Regions from separate parts of the Mus musculus genome. Here region 1 is linked to region 2. Evidence: chromatin loops called from intact Hi-C (ENCODE). Cell type or tissue: heart. All regions are shown on one strand.

Region 1 (2,500 bases), 290 kb before region 2:
GCTAGAGAGATAGCTGTCAGTAGTGGGCCTGCCTGGCAAGCAGGAGGACCTGAGTTCAATCCCATGTAATCAAAGAGAACAATTATGGCAGCAGGCACTTATAATCACAGGCCTGGGGAGGCAGAGACAGGTGGCTTGCTGGCCAGCCCCAGGTCAATGCCAGGCCAGTGAGTCTGTTTCAAAAACAAGATGGAAGACATCTGAGAAACACGTGGGGCTGTCCTCTGGCCTCCACCCTCCTTCATTCTACACAAGAGTGCTTCATGGCTGGGCTTTGGCATCAGGCAACACTGAGTTCTGGGTCTAGTTCTATTACTTCCTTGCAGTGTGGCTTTGGTCCCTCTAATTGATCCCTCTGGCATCCTTACCTGTAAAGTCCAGATCATCAAAGCAACCCTCTCTCACTTAGATCTAGCACTGGTGGTACAAGAAATCTACATAGCATCAGGCACAATCCACCATGGATGGGGCCTTCTGTGTCCAGTGTACACTGTCACCTCTAACTACCTGTGTCCCACGGTGGTCCAGTGAGCCAGTCTGTCTGTACTTTTCTCTGCAGGTGAACAAAGCAACGAAGAAGTTGCCCACTGTCCAACAGCCTCTGGATTATTGCTGTGTCCAGAGTCCTTGGCCTCGCTTGCTAGTGCGTAGGAAGAAGTCCCCAGACCGACCAGACCAGAGTTGAGAAAACATCAGCCTTCAGAAATAACGAAGCAGTGGGCTCCATCCTTCACCCATATTGTTCTCCATATTGACAGCATCTTTTCCTGGGCTGGGCTGGAAGAGGTGGTTCTGCCCAAGACAATAGAGTAGGAAGCTGGAAGGGCGCCTCCTCCGAACTGCCTCAAGAGCTTTTGCGGGATCTATTTTGTCTTTTTCTGGAAAAGGCTCACCTTCTTTCCCTAAGGTCCCAGTCCAGGAGAGGAAAAAATATCTTGCTCACTCCAGCCTCGCAGAGGAGGTCAGGGTTGGGGCAATCCCTGTCAGACCAGCGCTTCCTTTTGTCCCAACCCCCAGCACTTCAGGCCAGACCCGCTGACACTCGACAGCGCCTGCAGTTTACCTTGGCTCCGGTCCAGTGAGTTTGAGCCCAGCCCTGGGGCGGCCCCCACCTCTCCACCTTGTTACGCCTTCCCACCCTCCTCTGCAGCGCAAAGAGCAGTTTAAATATAAATCAGTCCTCAGCACAAACAGAGCTTGGGCAGCGAGTCTCAGAGCCATCACCGGAACCGAGGGCCCAGGTTTGCGGAGCGAGTGCAGACACGCAGAGCCCTGCTCTGGACAACCCCAAGAGCCACAGAGACTCCTCGCTCCCTTCCATCACCCCGTGCCCCTCGAGTCCACTCTAGCTCCCCACCCCTTCCCCAGTGCCGCGCCCACCTTAAATCCCCAGGTTTCTCCTGGCCTGCAGCCTCCTGCCTCCTCCATACGCGGTCTCCTCTTCCTCGGGGACCCGCCATCTCCCCACACACTACCCCCAACCCTCAACCCTGGCCAGCAGGACCTGATAGGCAGCCAAGGCTCACCCAGCTCGAGTCCCAGAGCCTCTGGGCTTCCGCAGCCGCGACTCCAGGACCCAAGACACCTGCCTGGGGGAGGCGACAGCGGCTGGGCGGGGGCTAGCAGCACCTCTGACACCCGAGGAAGAGAGGGAGGAGAGAGAGCGCGTTTCATCATCGCTGCCACTTATAAAAACTTCTGGGCGCTCACTCTCTCGCTCAGTCTCCACGTCTCGCTCCCCATAGCCCGGCTACCGCCGCTGAAGCCTGAAGCACCCAAGTCCCGCAGAACCTGACCCCGGCCTGTCGCCACCACCTTGGCCCGGTCAGGGGACGTCGCCTCAGTCACGATGGGGCTCCTGCCCAAGCCCGGAGCACGCCAGGGCAGCGGCACCTCCTCGGTCCCAGCCAGACGTTGCTCCCGCTCGGTCTTCAACAACATTAAGGTGAGTAGTGTTGTGAGTAGTGTTCGTGTTCGGGGCAGGAGGGCGGCAGAGTGGGTGACACAACCTAGGACGTCGATGAGGCCAGTCCGGGAGCTCTGGGTTGCACCCGGCTCCCTTCTCTGTCCCCGGTGCCACATCCGTGGGGCCTGGCCCGGCGCGTGAGCGTGAGCGTGAGGGGGCGACACCTCTCTCTCTCTCTCTCTCTCTCTCTCTCTCTCTCTCTCTCTCTCTCTCTCTCTGTGTGTGTGTGTGTGTGTGTGTGTGTGTGTGTGTTGCGCGCATATGCTCATAGGCTCTCGTGGGGAGTAATAATCAGAACAGACGTAACTTTGTAAAGGGGAACTGTCCTGTTCTTCCATGGAGAAAGAACACCTCCAGGGAATTCTGTTGGGTCTCTGCTGTGGGTATGCGCTCTTCCTTAATGAGAAGGGATGCAGAGGAGTTTAGCCAGCACCTTGTGGGCAACAGGCTGTGGGCAGCCTGAGATGCAAGTCAGAGCACAGGCACCTTGTCTCAGTGGATGGTAGAAGCCTGCATTCCTTGCCTGGGTTTTCA
Region 2 (2,500 bases):
GTTTAAGACTCAAACGAAACGACTTGCCTACTTGCAGTTTGCTCTGCCTTGTGTTTGTAGTTCAAGAGCTGAGGAAGCTGCCAGCTGCTATGCTGCCCCGACCACTGTGGACTCTGACCCTTTGGAGCCATTGTAAGTCTCCTTCAAGTAACAAGACAGTCATCCATGAAAGAAGCATGGACCAGTTGTGATGACTCATTGCTACAATCCAAGCATTTGCTAGGCTGAGATAGGAGGAACAGCACAGGCACTAGGCCAGCCTGGGCTACATAATGAGTTCCAACCCAGCCTGGCCATAGAGTGAAACAGAATCACAGAAAACCAAAGAGGGAGAGAGAAAGAGGGAGGAAAGAGGGAGAGGGAGGGAGAGAGAGAGAGAGAGAGAGAGAGAGAGAGAGAGAGAACGAACGATGTTGGTGGTAAGGATAAAGGTAGAATATTAACTCCAGAATCCTGAAACAACAGACATTGAAGCCATTGTTTCTGGAATGGGAATATATCTCACTTGATGGCGCCTACTCAGCCCAGAAGAGTCCTATACTCCTCCATCTTTCCTCCATATATAGGCTCTCATGGCCATGACTCAAAAGCCTCTTAGGTTTCTCTTCTTTTTAGGACCTAGATACAATTGGCTTTTCTAACAATGTAGCCCCCTACATTTTTTGGCAAGGAAGCCACTTTTTTCTCAGAGTGTCTCCTTACACGATCTACTTAAACACAGCCGGGAACAATCTACATGTGATGTTGGCATTCTACTTTAGAGCCCTCTCCCTGGAACTCACACTGTCGGTAGGCTGTACTTTCCAGCTAGCTGAAGCTATCAGCTTTCATAGCTGCTAGGCCACTTCAAGTTAGCTCTGTAGCAATAGAGGCTGTTTGCTAAGCTCTCTTGTATTTATACATATTCACTTGAAATGCTGGGAATTTAAATATAAAACCCTTTAAGTAAAACAAACGAGCCCTTTTCAACTAAAAAAAGAAAAAAAAAAACATCAAGGTGGGTGATACCTGAGGAATAACAGCTGGGGCTGGCACCTGACTGTCATATACTTGAGCACACATGTGTACCTGCACACATGTGAACATACATAACACACGCCTCAATAAAATGTATGTTGTGGTGGGGCTGCAGAGGTGCGTCAGTGGTGAAGAGAATTTGCTACTCTTCCAGAGGACCCAAGTTTTGTTTCCATGTTAGACAGCTCCCAACTGCCTGTAACTCCAGCTCTGGAGATTTGATGCCACCTCCTGGCTTCTATGGGCATTACATTCATGTGCACAAACACACATAATCAAAGTAAAAATATACTGTGTTAAATGCATAAACATATACCATGGTCATTTATCAGATCGCCTATAGACTGCTCTGAAGGGCATTTTCTTGATTAGTGATTGATGTGGGAGGGCCCAGACCATTGTGGGTGGTGCCACCCCAGGGGAGGTGATCCTAGGTGATCTAAGAAAGCAGGCTTGAGCAAGCAGTGGGTGTAAGCCTGGTTGTCTTTGGCCTCTGCTTTAGTTCTTGCCCTGACTCTCCTCAGTCCTTGGTGACCTATCAAGTATCCTACAGATATGATGACAACTTCAGGACAGAACTGCATTTTAGACATCAACTGTGGCTTCTTTTTCACAGCTCTAATAATTTCTTCAAGGCACTGCAGGGTCTCATGTATCCCAAGATACCTCCTGCTTAGCTAGGATGCAACCAGTGTTATATGGCCCTGAAGATGGAACCCAGGGACTTTTATGCTAGGCAAGTGCTCTACCAACTGAGCTACATCCTCAGACCCTTACCTCCAATACTAAGTATTTCCCTTCTTTTCCCTAGTGGGCATTTACCTCTGCGCCAGTGTTATCGATATCCTGTAAATGAAAAAAGTTAATGATACCTTTAAAGCAGGACCATTATAATCACTACAGTGACCAGCAACCCTAAATATATTGTACTTAAAAGAATAGAGTTTGTGTTGGGCGTGGTGGCATACCTTTAATCTCAGCATTCCGGGAGGCAAAGGCAAGATCTCTTGAGTTCAAGGCCAACCTGTCCTACACAGTGAGTTCCAGGACAGCCAAGGCTATGCAGAAACTCTGTCTCAAAAAATAAAATAAAATAAAATAAAGCTGGGGGTGGCTAATAATTCAGCATTTTATCAATAATTTACCCTTAGCAACTTTTTTTTGTTTTTGTTTGTTTGTTTGTTTGTTTGTTTTTCGAGACAGGGTTTCTCTGTGTAGCCCAGACTGTCCTGGAACTCACTTTGTAGACCAGGCTGGTCTTGAACTCAGAAATCCCGCCTGCCTCTGTCTCTGCCTCCTGAGTGCTGGGATTAAAGGCGTGATCCACCACTGCCCCCGGCTACCCTTAGCAACTTTTAAGAGGTAACATAAGAATGGGGTTTTGGTTAGAACCTAAGAGTTTTCTTACTGTAGATAGGCCAGAATAGTCAGATATTACCTGGGGACAGTGAAAAATGAGAAAGGGCATGAGCTATCAAAGGTG

The links. Peaks named below come from ENCODE experiments on the same cell type or tissue, not always from the same donor. Only the 100,000 strongest peaks of a DNase experiment are listed, where the experiment ranks them.
Region 1: a loop joins it to region 2, with 2.2 times the contacts of the local background. A loop is called at or near these places in 4 of 42 quality-filtered maps.

What each region holds. Positions count from the first base shown.
Region 1 is chr9:103,006,771-103,009,270 of GRCm38, forward strand. Slco2a1 (solute carrier organic anion transporter family, member 2a1) reads left to right here and starts at 1,717. Exons shown (of 14, transcript NM_033314.4): 1 at 1,717-1,945. The coding sequence starts at 1,850. In heart, no CTCF peak of the experiment used is centred here; DNase peaks (open chromatin) are centred at 1,081 and 1,651; H3K4me3 peaks cover 1,943 bases; H3K27ac peaks cover 1,874 bases.
Region 2 is chr9:103,301,622-103,304,121 of GRCm38, forward strand. No RefSeq gene overlaps it. Among named protein-coding and RNA genes, the nearest start is that of Topbp1, 2.5 kb to the right of the region's middle. In heart, a CTCF peak has its summit at 1,259 (motif pointing left); no DNase peak of the experiment used is centred here; H3K27ac peaks cover 115 bases.